2 separate regions of the Homo sapiens genome follow, and region 2 is linked to region 1. Evidence: read pairs that join two places in POLR2A ChIA-PET (ENCODE). Cell type or tissue: IMR-90. All regions are shown on one strand. Each heading gives the region's core, and the rest is flanking DNA. Links, peaks and the distances in the headings are about the cores only. Region 1 has its middle 12 kb from the start of RBPJ. Region 2 overlaps LOC124900690 (a long non-coding RNA gene).

The links. ChIA-PET counts read pairs that join two places held together with the same protein. Peaks named below come from ENCODE experiments on the same cell type or tissue, not always from the same donor. Only the 100,000 strongest peaks of a DNase experiment are listed, where the experiment ranks them.
Region 2: POLR2A ChIA-PET joins it to region 1 with 6 read pairs; 9 of 35 experiments call an interaction of 5 or more read pairs at or near these places.

The regions. Positions count from the first base shown.
Region 1 is chr4:26,306,011-26,312,901 of GRCh38, forward strand. It overlaps a transcript of RBPJ not described here. Among named protein-coding and RNA genes, the nearest start is that of RBPJ, 12 kb to the right of the region's middle. RefSeq lists an enhancer at 6,444-6,633. In IMR-90, for the core only: no CTCF peak of the experiment used is centred there; no DNase peak of the experiment used is centred there.
Region 2 is chr4:26,245,588-26,252,478 of GRCh38, forward strand. All of the region lies in intron 1 of LOC124900690 (a long non-coding RNA gene), which reads right to left. It also overlaps a transcript of RBPJ not described here. Among named protein-coding and RNA genes, the nearest start is that of RBPJ, 72 kb to the right of the region's middle. In IMR-90, for the core only: no CTCF peak of the experiment used is centred there; a DNase peak (open chromatin) is centred at 3,264.

The DNA.
Region 1 (6,891 bases), core at 640-5,639:
CCTGAGCTCAGGTGATCCACCCACCTAGCCTCCCAAAGTGCTGGGATTACAGATGTAAGCCACCGCACCTGGGCGAGTTCTTAAAATTTTCTATGCCTAAGATCATGTCAATATACAAGATCATGTCATCTGAAGATACAGACACTTTTACTTCCTTCTTTCCAATCTGATGTCTTTTACTTCATTATCTTGCCTAATTGTCCTGGCTAGAACCTTCAATACCATGTTGAATAGAATTGGTGAGAGTGGAAATTCTTGTTTCATTCTTACGATGTTGGCTGCAGGTTTCCTATGGATGACTTTTATCAGGTTGAGAAAGTTCCCTTCCATTTCTAGTTTGTCGAGCGTTTGCCAGTATTTTATTGAGGATTTTGTGTCAATATTATAAGAGGTATTGGTCTGTAGTTTTCTTATCATTTATTTGGAGAATTATTATTATTATTATTATTATTATTATTTGAGACAAAGTCACTCTGATGCCCAGGCTGGAGTGCAATGGCGCGATCTCCGCTCACTGCAACCTCCACCTCCCAGGTTCATGCCATTCTCCTGCCTCAGCCTCCCGAGTAGCTGGGACTACAGGTGTCCGCCACCATGCCCGGCCAATTTTTTGTATTTTTAGTAGAGGCGGGGTTTCATCCTGTTAGCCAGGATAGTCTCAATCTCCTAACCTCCTGATCCACCCGCTTCAGCCTCCCAAAGTGCTGGGATTACAGGCATGAGTCACTGTGCCCGGCTGAGAATTATTTTTTAATTAATAAATGTGTCAGAAAATTCAAATGGGTTAAAATTCAGTAGCCCCTGTCTTGGTCACCCATTTTCAGCCACTCACTGTTACTTGTTTGTAGGATTTTTTAAAAATTAAATATATTAACTATTTAAAATATATTTTAAAATAAATCTTGTTGCATTTCTCATCATTTTATACTTTCGTAAATCATTTTTGTAACTTTAAATAGTTTATTAAAATTATAATTTGATACTCTGGGTACTTCACATAAAATATTCTCTATCAGTTTATAATAATAAAAATAATTTAAATTGTTATAGCCAAAAAAATAAAGAACTCACTAACAATCGTAAATCCCACTTCTAGGAGTATGACTTGTGTAAATCATACCCTCCGAGGCACATCTGTAAAAACAGGAATAAAATTACCAACTGTCAGCATTGTCCTGAGGACTGACTGAGATGATTGATGTCTGTGAGAGGGCTTGAGACAGTGCAGACTCATAGTTACCGTCACTGTGGAAATTATACATCACAGCATCCCTTTAACTAGAAAGCTGTTGCATGTTAGACAGGCATACAACCTTTTGAAAACCCTCTATTGCATAAAACTAAATACTTCTGTATGTGCTCTGTTTTTCAGAAGTTATTTTTCAGTTCTTAAATTATCTTTTTTTCTTTTGCCTAGATTCTGTGTTTCATTGCTTATTTCGGAAAGTTGGAAAGTATCATGCAAATACAGATATAGCTATGCTATTTAAAAATAAAATACTCAGTGTTTGCTGGTGAAGGAAAATATGATGCTACGTAGGTAAAACTGCTGATGAAAATCAGATTTGCATTTCATAAGAACATTTCTGGAGAACTTTAGGCTTGAGAAAAGTAGGAGCCAAATGCTTCTCCCAGACGATAGTTTATAACTCTTACTGAAGTCAAAAGTTATTCTGAGGGTAAAATTTAGGCCACATGTTTGGAAAGCTGGAAGAAAAAAAACAAACCATGCATCAATGTCTAAATTTTTCCAAAGTACTTAGATGAAAAATTATTTGTAGTTAAGATCTTGAGAAATGTTTTTATCCATTAGTGAAATATTAACAATACCTTAATATAATTTATTAACCATCCTTCCATAGGATGCTAATCATGACAGAATTTAGTCATGAAAATAATAATTTAAGTAGCAAAAGCACAGGATAATACGAGTTATAATATCTAACATGGAGTCTTGAAGATTCCTTTAAATAGAGTTTCTCTAGGCCTGGAGCGGTGGCTCACGCCTGTAATCCTAGCAGTGTGGGAGGCCTGGGCAGGCGGATCATGAGGTCAGGAGATGGAGACCATCCTGGCTAACATGGTGAAACCCCGTCTCTACTAAAAATACAAAAAATTAGCCGGGCGTGGTGGCGGGCGCCTGTAGTCCCAGCTAGTCGGGAGGCTGAGGCGGGAGAATGGCGTGAGCCCGGGAGGCGGAGCTTGCAGTGAGCCGAGATCGGGCCACTGCCCTCCAGCCTGGGTGACAGAGCAAGACTCCATCTCAAAAAAAAAAAAGAGTTTCTCTAATGCATTTTACAAATGAAATACATCATTATTAGATTGAGATAAAACTTTTCAGACAGACCTATTGTATAAAACAAAGTATGTACTTAATATTTATTAATAGAATGATTAGAAATTACCTTAAGAGACTTTTTTCTTGCAGTAATTTCACAATGTGCTTTTTAAAAATTCCCACATGTTGAGATAATGACAATAACATTTTAAAAAATTAATTAGAATAAAAATTGTTAACCTAATTACAGCAGCAACTATTGAAAGAGACAATGTACAACTTTGCTTTTGATGTTCAAAGGGATTATTAGTCAGCTGTCTTTCACAAAGCTAGGTACTTAACAAGATGTGAATTGTTTGATATACTACTATTTGTCAGTGCTTAAATAAACAGGTTCCAAAGTGGATCTTCTTAGTCCTTAGTGTGGTCTGGACAAGGGTGCTAGCCACAAAAGTTATACCTACAAGTTGATGCTTATCATTACACTATCTCTGACACCAAGCAATACAGATGCAAAGAGTGAAACCTTTCTGGTAGGCTTTCTTTGAAAGAGTGATAAAGGCCATCTGTGTTCAAGGTTAATAGTAACATAGGCCAGAGAAGAAAATAAAGGGATCTTTTTTTCTGTTCTATTGATTTCCTGTGTAACCACAGTCAAAATTTTAAAAACAAATATGCCAACCAAAATTAAATACCATTATTTTATTTAGGATTCTTTCAATTTATTATCCACATAATTATCTAATTTTTTTTTTTTTTTTTTGAGACAGAGTCTTGTGCTGTCACCCAGGCTGGAGTGCAGTGGCACGATCATGGCTCACTTGCAGCCTTGGCCTCCTGGGCTTAGCCTCTCGAGTAGCTGGGACTACAGGCACATGCCACTACTCCCGGCTAATTTTTGTGTTTTTTGTAGATATGGGGTTGTCCTATGTTGCCCAGGCTAGTCTCAAACTCCTGGGCATAAGCGATACTCCTGCCTTGGCCTCCCAAAGAGCTGGGATTATAGGCCTGAGCCACCGTGTCCTGTGCCACCGTGTCCTGCGATTATCTAATTTGATTCATGCAACAAATCTCTAAGGCAGTATTATTAGTCCATCTAACAGATAACAAAACTGAACATGGGTATGGGTAAAATAATTTCCTAAGAAATTTATTGAGTGCCTACTATGTACCCAGTTATTTTATGTAATACCTCAATTAATTATCAAAGCAACCCTATGCAATAGGTTTCATATTCCCCTTTTGCAGGTGAGGAAAAATAAACTTGCTCAAAGTTGGGCATTTGGTTTGTGGTAGAAGTACTAGTGGTGAAGCTAGTTCAGTGTTCTTTCATTCATACCACAGCTGCTTTTTTAAAACTATGGATGTTTAACATTGGCTTATTACAGAACCCAAAACCACTGCAATATATGATGCATGACAAACGGGCAAAGTTTAGGAAATAAAAATTTAAGTATATTCCCTTATAAATAGATAACTGGAATTTTATTATTCATATGGTGTTGTCATTTCTTGTGTAGGTAGTGTTAACTGGCTTTAACTTGTTCATGTTATAAAAAGAACAAATCTATCAATCACACATGGAAACATTTTCCTCCAATTACATTAGCTACAAAAACTTCTGACAAATTATTAGATTTGTACACATTCTTTTCACCAAATGTGCATTTGATTCCATTCACGTTCCACATCACTAGAGTAAATGGCCCATTCATTTTCTTGCTTTACCTTCTTGAACTGCTGCACATATTAACAAGCTAAGCAAAACTTAACCCAGGCCTGCAAAAAACTCAAATTGCCAGGGCCAAAAAATCCTGTGAAAAATTAAACACAATTGGACAGAAAACGGTGAATATTTATTTTTGTTTCTCAAGTTCTCCTGAAGCTGTGATTCATTTTCAGTGTTCTATTTCTTTTAATCCTGGAGTTCGAGCTTATTTTCTATATGGAATTGCAGAGTCTGATGGAATCCTTCTTGGCACTCTTTCAATTTCCTATACATTTTATTAACCTTGATGAACACGTGGTAGAAAATGACAGGGATAATGTTATGAATATAAGAGAACCATAAAGATGAACAAAAAAAACATGAGTTAAACATTTGTAGAGTGAGCGGCTCCTAGTTTCTAACATGGGCTATCAGCAGGGCTGTCTTAGGCCCAGAGCCCCTGCACAATCTGATAACAAGAAACCTTGCTTTGTATTCTCAGAAGCTCCTATCAGCTATCTACAGTGGGTTTCCCAAACATTTTGTACATCTGATCCTCTTGGAAATTAAATAACAAAAATAATATTGTCATTTCTGAGTGGGGATATGAGAAAAAAATGAATTAACACCAATCAAGATAAAATTATGACTGTATTTGCCTGTTTTAACTTTTTTTTTTTTTTTTTTTTGAGACAGAGAGTCTTGCTCTGTCACCCAGGCTGGAGCGCAATGGCACGATCTTGGCTCACTGCAACCTCCGCCTCCCGGGCTCAAGTGAGTCTCCTGCCTCAGCCTCCCGAGTAGCTGGGATTACAGGCGCCTGCCAACGCACCCGGCTAATTTTTATATTTTTAGTAGAGACAGGGTTTCCCCATGTTGGCCAGGCTTGTCTTGAACTCCTGACCTCACGTGATCCGCCCGCCTCAGCGTCCCCAAGTGCTGGGATTACAGGCATGAGCCACTGTGCCCAACCGATGTTGATTTTTGAAGTACAGCCATTTTGACATGCTTTGCAAGAATTTTGATGAGATGAATGCAAGTTATGGACTTGTTGAGTAATGATAAAAACTAATATTACTATAACAATTGTGTTATAGCACTGTTCTATGTACTTGAAACAGTAATACTTTGAATTCTGACGATCCTATGAATTAGAAGCTACAATCTCCATTTTATAGGTGAAGAAACTGAGGCACTGACAAGTTAAAAAACTTGTCTAAGATCACACAGCTAGCAATGTTGAAATGCATCACTGTGGGGCCAGGCGCGGTGGCTCACGCCTGTAATCCTAGCACTTTGGGAGGTCGAGGTGGGAGGATCACTTGAGGTGAGGAGTTGGAAACCAGCCTGGCTAACATGATCAATTCCTATCTCTACTAAAAATACAAAAAAATTAGCCAGGCATGGTGGCAGGCACCTGTAATCCCAGCTACTTGGGAGGCTGAGGCAGGTGAATTGCTTGAACCCAGGAGGTGGAGGTTGCAGTGAGCCGAGATTGAGACACTGCACCCCAGCCTGGGTGAGAGAGAGAGACTCGGTCTCAAAAAAAAAAAAAAGTGTCACTGTGTTTAAACCACCACAGCAAACTGTAATGTCCGCCTCTCATGAGCCACTAGCTGCTTCACATGCCTTTGGATACACACCTAGGAACTCCCAAACTCATCCCTTTTACTATTTAAATATTTCATTTATTGATTTTTAAAAAAGAAACTATGTGCCATTACTCCCTTTAGTGAGAAAGTCCCAGAGAAAGGTTATACTCAAGTTCTATATCAAAGAATGATTCTCCCTGCATGCAGTGACTCACACCTATAATACTAGCATTTTGGGAGGCCAAGGTGAGAGGATCTCTTGAGCCCAGGAGTTCAAAGCTGCAATGAACTTTGATTGCACTACCACACTCCAGCCTGAGCAACAGAGCAAGATCCTGTCTTAAAAAAAAAAAATCTTAAAGCTCAGTTCATGGACAATTTGCATCAGAATCTCTGAGCACCCTGTTATAAATACCTGCTATAAATGCTTCAGTCCAAATTTACTCATTTAGCGTCTTAGGGAGTGGAACTCAGGCCCTTAATTGATTTTGATGCCCACTAAGTTCTGAGGACCACAGCTCTACCAGGGCCTTCTTATTTTATTTTATTTTATTTTTTTTTGAGACAGAGTCTCGCTCTGTCACCCAGGCTGGAGTGCAGTGGCACGATCTCAGCTCACTGCAAGCTCTGCCTCCCAGGTTCACGCCATTCTCCTGCCTCAGCCTCCTGAGTAGCTGGGACTGCAGGCACCCGCCACCACGCCTGGCTAATTTTTTGTATTTTTAGTAGAAACGGGGTTTCACTGTGTTAGCCAAGATGGTCTCGATCTCCTGACCTCGTGATCCGCCTGCCTCGGCCTCCCAAAGTGCTGGGATTACAGGTGTGAGCCACCATGCCCGGCCACCAGGGCCTTCTTATGACCCTGCTTAGAATGCCTTTCCCTATTCTATGTACATCAACCCCCCACCTGGAGTTCCCCTGAATAGCAGATGCTCTTTCACACCTCAGAGCCTGAACGTGCTGTTTCCTGTGCTTGTCATGCTTCCTCCTATTCTTGTCTTCTGAACTCCCACTGCAGTAAGTCAGCTACCAAGTCATCTCTGCAAGGACTGGGCCCATGAGGCAAGAGTTAGGTCTTCCTTCATTGTACCCCCAAGCTGTTAAACTCTTTTATCTCTTTCCTATCATAGAATTCCACTGCAACTGGTCTGTGTATTCTTTTAGACAGGGAGTCCTTAGAGGCTGGGTTCTTTGTGCTGTCTATTTTTGTAAAATATCAAGATGATGCCTGACCTGCAGTGGTAGGTAATCTAAACATGCTGTTTGAATGAACCACGAGGCAGTTCTGCTGTTTTAATTCTACTAAGATGATA
Region 2 (6,891 bases), core at 1,285-6,284, 60 kb before region 1:
TTCAGTTTATTTTTTCTTTTGATGCCTGTGATTTTAGCTTTATATTTAAGAAATCATTGCCTAATCCACAGTCATGAAGAGTTGTTCCCAAGTTTTCTTCTATGAGTTTTATAGCTTTAGCTCTTGCAGTTAGCCCTATAATTTTCTCTTTATTCTTGTGTGACGTAGGGGTCCAACTTCATCCTTGCATATGTGAATATGTAGTTGTTGAAGCATCATTTGTTGAAAAGACTATTCTTTCCTCCTTGAATTATCTTGGTACCCTTGTTGAAAATCAATCAACTGTACATATCTAGGCTTATTTCTGGACTCTAAATTCAATTCTTTCACTCTATATGTCTGTCTTAATGCCTATGCCACACAATTTTGATTACTGTAGCTTTGTAATAAGTTTTGAAATGGGAAAGGGTAAGTCTCCAAACTTGTTCTTCTTTAAAAGATTGTTATAGTTATTCTGAGCCCCTTTCATTCCCACATGAACTTTAGGATCTGCTTTTCAATTTCTGCAAAGAAACCAGCAGCCATTTTGATAGGCATTGTTTTGAGTCTGTGGATCAATTTGGGAACTATTATCATCTTAATTGTAGTAAGTCTTCCAATCTGTGAACATGGGATGTCTTTCCATTTATTTAGGTCTTCTTTAATTTATTTCAATGATGTTTCATAGTTTCTGGTGTTTAGGACTTGCACTGTTTTTGTTAAATTTATTCCGAAGTAGTTTATTCTTTTTGATGCTGTCATAAATAGAATTGTCTTTTTAAATTTCATTTTCAGATTTTTCATCACTAGAAATTTGACTTTGGTATATTGATCCCCATAACATTTAAGAATGTAAGGGTCCTAAAACCAAAAAGTTTGAAAGTCACTGTCCTAAGAAGATATAATTCACATTCCATTTTTCAGCTGCAATTATATTAATTTTACTTTTCTGGGAATTGTATCAGCTTGGCTCTTTGGGAAAATGCCACTGACATTAACCAAGGGATTATAAACATAACCTGTCAGATTGTAAGCTCAGATAAATCCATGAAACTGGGGAGAAGCAAGCCTGCCACCAGCAAATATGCTATTATTCACTACTGTAACTATCAGGTTCTCCCACTGGACTTAAAACTCTCTAAAAGCAGTAACAAATTCTTTTGCACAGTTCTCTCTCTATAGCCTAGTCTAGTGCCTGCTTTAAGTCTGTTGCCTGACCCCCTGACTAAATGGAGGGAAAAAAATGGAACAGCTCAGGGCAGCTGAAATCAATGAGATCTTATCTTGCTGAGGGGCCGCGCACCACTACTGTACTCAGGTGTGCCTTATTTATAAGCTTCTCATTCATAGAAGAGTAGTTTCTAGAACTATAGAAGTATTATCTATTATCTATGGAACATAATACGCTTTTTTTTTTTTTTTTTTTGAGACAGGGTCTCCCTCTCACCCAGGCAGGAATGCAGTGGTGCAATCATGGCTCACTGCAGCCTCAATCTCCCAGGCTCAAGCAATTAATATACTATTTTTATTGCAGTCACTTTATAGTACTTTTTTGTGGTGCAGCAAATTATCCTTTATTATTCTTGTTCAACATTTTCTTGACACTTTTGAAAGTTTATTTTTTTCATTTTTTTATTACTGGATTATTGATAGAATTTTGACTGGATTTAATAACACTTTTAAATTAACTTATAAAGAATTTTATTTTAATGATAATTTTCCAATCTATGATTTGGGTATGTGTCTCCATTTATTCATGGTAGGCTTTATTTTCTTCAATAAAATAGTATTGCTTTCTTCATATAGATTCCAATATTTTCTTGTTAAATTTTTTCATAATACTTTTTTTTTTGGGTGGAGGGGGACGGAGTTTCGCTCTTGTTGCCCAGGCTGAAGTGCAATGTCACGATCTTGGCTCACTACAACCTCCGCTTCCTGGGTTCAAGTGATTCTCCTGCCTCGGCCTCCCGAGTAGCTAGGATTACAGGCATGCGCCACCGCGTCCGGCTAATTTGGTATTTTTAGTAGAGGCGGGGTTTCTCCACCTTGGTCAGGCTGGTCTCGAACTCCCAACCTCAGGTGATCCACCCGCCTCAGCCTCCCAAAGTGCTGGGATTACAGGCATGAGCCACCGTACCCAGCCTTCATAATACTATTTTTAAAGAATTTACTTTGTAATTTCTATGTATAATTCACTATTACTAATATAAAGACAAGTTACTGATATTTTAAAATATTTATTTTATAGAAACAGTAGACACTGGAAATTCCAAGGAGTAGAGAGGAAGGAGTGCAATAGTTGGGAAACTACCTATTTGGGTACTATGATCACTATTTGGGTGATGGATTCAACAGAAGCCCGATCCTCAGCATCACACAATATATTCATGTAACAAACCTGTACATGTACGCTGTGAATCTAAAATTTTAAAATAAATAAATAAAGGCGAGGCATGGTGGCTAACTCCTATAATCCCAGCACTTTGGGAAGCTGAGGCGGGGCATCATGAGGTCTGGAGTTTGAGACCAGCCTGGCCAACATAGTGAAACCCTGTCTCTACTAAAAATACAAAAATTAGCCAGGTGTGGTGGCACACACCTGTAGTCCTAACTATTCAGGAGGGTGAGGCAGGAGAATCGCTTGAACCTGGGAGGTGGAGGTTGCAATGAGCCGAGACCATGCCATTGCCCTCCACTCTGGGTAACAGAGCAAGATTCCATCTCAAAAATCAATCAATCAATCAATAAAATATACCCAGTCATTCTGCCAATTATCTCTTGGTTTCATATTTTTAACTGACTCATTTGGAATTTCTAGGCATACAATCATATTGTATATAAATAAAAATAATTCCTTTTTAAATATGTGAAGTTCTCATTTGCTTTTCTTGTCTTATTGTGTATTAGAACCTCCCAAATAATGCAGAATAATTGTGGTGATATTTGTTTACCTGTTGTTGAAGTCAAGAGTATTTGCTCTTGAACATTTTGTAGCCAGTACAAATTTTAATACAAAAAAGGGAAAATAAACTATATCCCTTTAGGATACAATAATTATAGTTAGACTATATAACAGTGAATAATTCCCTAAGAGCAGAATAAATCTGAATCTCCACAGGCTAGTAATAGGGACTTGTGGAATTTTTAATTCCATAAATTTTTTAAGGAAGTGATGGGAGAGAGGAGTCAGTAAGAATCTGATATATCCAAGATGTCAGATTAAGAGTTCAAATATTAGAAACAGCTGAGGAGAACAAGAGACTAGAGATCAGCAAGCAGGATTTTCTTGGGCAAAAGCCAAAAACACCAGCTGGGAGGTAACCATTATGTCAAAACAGTTTTATGCAGAAGCCAAAGAGGGAATATGAAGCTCTGATAGGAAAGAATCTTACAGACTAATAGAAAGTCTTGATAATCAACTCCTAGAGACAGTTTTTCAAGGTTTCAAAATATGAATTGTCATCTTCCTACAGGTGTAGTAGTAGTCTTTTGCCTAGCACAGTGCCTTGTATACAGTTGGTATACAATAACTATTTGTTGAATGAATAGAAAAGAAGAAAGAGAAGTGATAGCATCTCGAAAGCAAAAGCGGGCAAAGTCTAATACCAAAACAGATGACTTTTTTAAGAAGTCTCTTAAGTAAGCATTTTATTGAATTATAACGTGCATACAGCAAAGTATATAAATAATTTATGAAACACACAGCTCCATAAATTATTACTTTATATGCTATGGTCTGAATGTCTGTGTTCCCTCAAAATGTTTATGTTAGAACCTAATCTCCAATATTATAGTATTAAGAGATGGGGTCAGCCGGGTATGGTGGCTTACACCTGTAATCCCAGCACTTTATGAGGCTGAGGCAGGCAGATCACTTCAGGTCAGAAGTTCAAGACCAGCCTGGCCAACATGGTGAAACCCTGTCTCTACTAAAAATGCAAAAAATTAGCCGGGCATGGTGGTGGGTGCCTGTAATCCCAGCTACTTGGGAGGCTGGGGCACGAGAATCTCTTGAACCTGGGAGGCAGAGATTGCAGTGAGCCGAGATCCCGCCACTGCACTCCAGCCTGGGTGACAGAGTGCGACTCTGTCACACACACACAAAAAGTAATGGCAAAAACCACAATTACTTTTGCTGCACCAACCTAGTAACTTTTTAAGTGTACAACTCACATTGTTGTGCAAACATCACTACTATTTTCAGAACTTTCTCTTTTTTTTTTTCTTTTTTTTTTTTTTTGAGATGGAGTTTTGCTCCAGCCCAGGCTGGATGCAATGGCATGATCTTGGCTCACCACAACCTCTGCTTCCCAGGTTCAAGCGATTCTCCTGCCTCAGCCTCCCGAGTAGCTGGGATTACAGGCATCTGCCACCATGCCTGGCTAATTTTTGTATTTTTAGTAGAGACGGGGTTTCTCCATGTTGGTCAGCCTGGTCTCGAACTCCTGACCTCAGGTGGTCCCCCCGCCACGGCCTCCCAAAGTGCTGGGATTACAGGTGTGAGCCACCGCGCCTGGCCTTCCGAACTTTTTCATCATTCCAAATAGAAACTCTGTACCCATTAAGCAATACTTCCTCATTCTCCCCATCCCCGAACTTCTAGTAATATCTATTCTACTTTCTGCCCCTATGAGTTTGCCTTGTCTCAATCCCTCATGAAGGTAGAATCATACAACATTTGCCCTTTTGTCTCTGGCTTATTTCACTTAGCCTAATGTTTTCAAGGCTCATACATGTTGTAGCATAGATCAGACTCCATTCCTTTTTTTTTTTTTTTTTTTTTGAAATGGAGTCTCACTCTGTCACCCAGGCTGTAGTACAGTAGCGTGGTCTCGGCTTACTGTAACCTCCTTCTCCTAGATTCAAGTGATTCTCCTGCCTCAGCCTCCCAAGTAGCAGGGATTACAGGTGTGTGCCACCATGCCCGGCTAATTTTTGTATTTTTAGTAGACCATGGGGTTTCGCCATGTTGGCCAGGCTGGTGTCAAACTCCTGACCTCAGGTGATCCACCCACCTTGGCTTCCCAAAGTGCTGGGACACAGATGTGAGCCACCGCACCTGGCATTCCATTCCTTTTTAAATAATATTTCATTGTCTGTATATACTACATTTGGTTTACCCATTCATGTGTTGATAGACACTTAGGTTGTTTCTACCTTTGGGTTATTGTAAATAATAACTATGAACATTGGTGTGCAAGTGTCTGTTTGGGTCCCTGTTTTCAATTCTGATGTATTGCTTTGGTCACTTAATACACTGTGGACATCTTTTCAAGTCAGTATAAATAGAGCTACCTCATTCTTTCAGCCAATTGCTTTGTATTCCATCGTGTGATGTGAGTATTATATTCTGTGGAAGTAAACTTTATCCTTCCTGAGTCTGGGACTATATGATGTAAACGCATTTCTTAAAGTGGAGTTTGAGGACACCTAGGGTAGACGTAGTGTTGTGGATCTACAAATTTCCTTTACAATGTAAAATTGTGTGCTTTCATTTTTGAGATATCTAAAATATGATTGTAAGGATTGTCTGGATCGTCTACATGACCAGCTTCTAACCAAATATTACCAACCAATGTTGGTGTCCCTATGTGCTGTTGTGTTTATTATTGCAACTGTCCCAAGTCAAAGGGTAACAAACAAAGAGTAGTGGCAAACCTAATAAGTTTGCCAAAATTTCACACCAGATGACATCATGTGCACCATGGAATGAAGATTTTTAAGTAGATAAAAGTGGTAGCAAAACTGGACCAGCACAGTAGCAAAAAGCCAAATAAAAAGACTCCAGGCAGGGTGCAGTGGCTCACACCTGTAATCCCAGCCCCATGGGAGGCCGAGGCAGGTGGATCACTTGAGGCCAGGAGTTCAAGACCAGCCTGGCCAACATGGTGAAACCCTGTGTCTACTAAAATTACAAAAATTAGCCAGTGTGGTGTTGTGCTCCTGTAATCCCAGCTACCTCAGGAGGCTAAGGCATGAGAATTGCTTGAACATGGGAGGTGGAGGTTGCAATGAGAGCGGAAATCATGCCACTGCACATGAGCAACAGAGTAAGACTCTTTCTCAAAAAAAAAAAAAAAAAAAAATCCTGGCTAACATGGTGAAACCCCATCTCTACTAAAAATACTAAAATTAGCCAGATGTGGTGGCAGATGCCTGTATTCCCAGCTACTTGGGAGGCTGAGGCAGGAGAATTGCTTGAATCTGGGAGGTGGAGGTTGCAGTGAGCCAAGATTGTGCCGTTGCCCTCCAGCCTGGGTGACAGAGCGAGACTCCGTCTCAAAAAAAAAAAAAAAAAAAAAAAAAGAAGAGGAGGAGAATAAAAAAGACTCAGCCGCAATGGAAAAGTCAATAACGTTCTCACAACGGGGCTATCGACTGACTTTCAGAAAGACTATAATGATGTGAACACCAAAATTTTAATATGTTCTAATAGCTTTGTTTGAATGTCATTTTTAAACTTGTTTTGGGTTCTATCATTGCATATGTAAAAACTATAACAAGTTTTAACTAGTTTTTTTTTTTTAATTTAAGGGTACAAGGGCAATTTTATTGCATGGATGGATATAGTATGTCGGCATGAAGTTTGAGCTTTTAGTGTATCCATCATCTGAATGATGTACATTTTGTACCCATTAAGTAATTTCTCATCATCCACCGCCCTCCCACCAATAACTAGATTTGTGTGACTTTTTAAAGTCACATGCTAGTTTATGTTTTATGTGACTTTTTAAAGTCACATTCTTTGACTGGGTGCAGTGGGTCATGCATGTAGTCCCAGCACTTTGGGAGGCCGAGGTGGACAGATTACTGGAGCCCAGGAGTTCGAGACCAGTTTGGGCAACATGGCAAAACCATGTCTCTACAAAAATTTGCTGGGTGTGGTGGCACGCACCTGTGGTCACAGCTCTC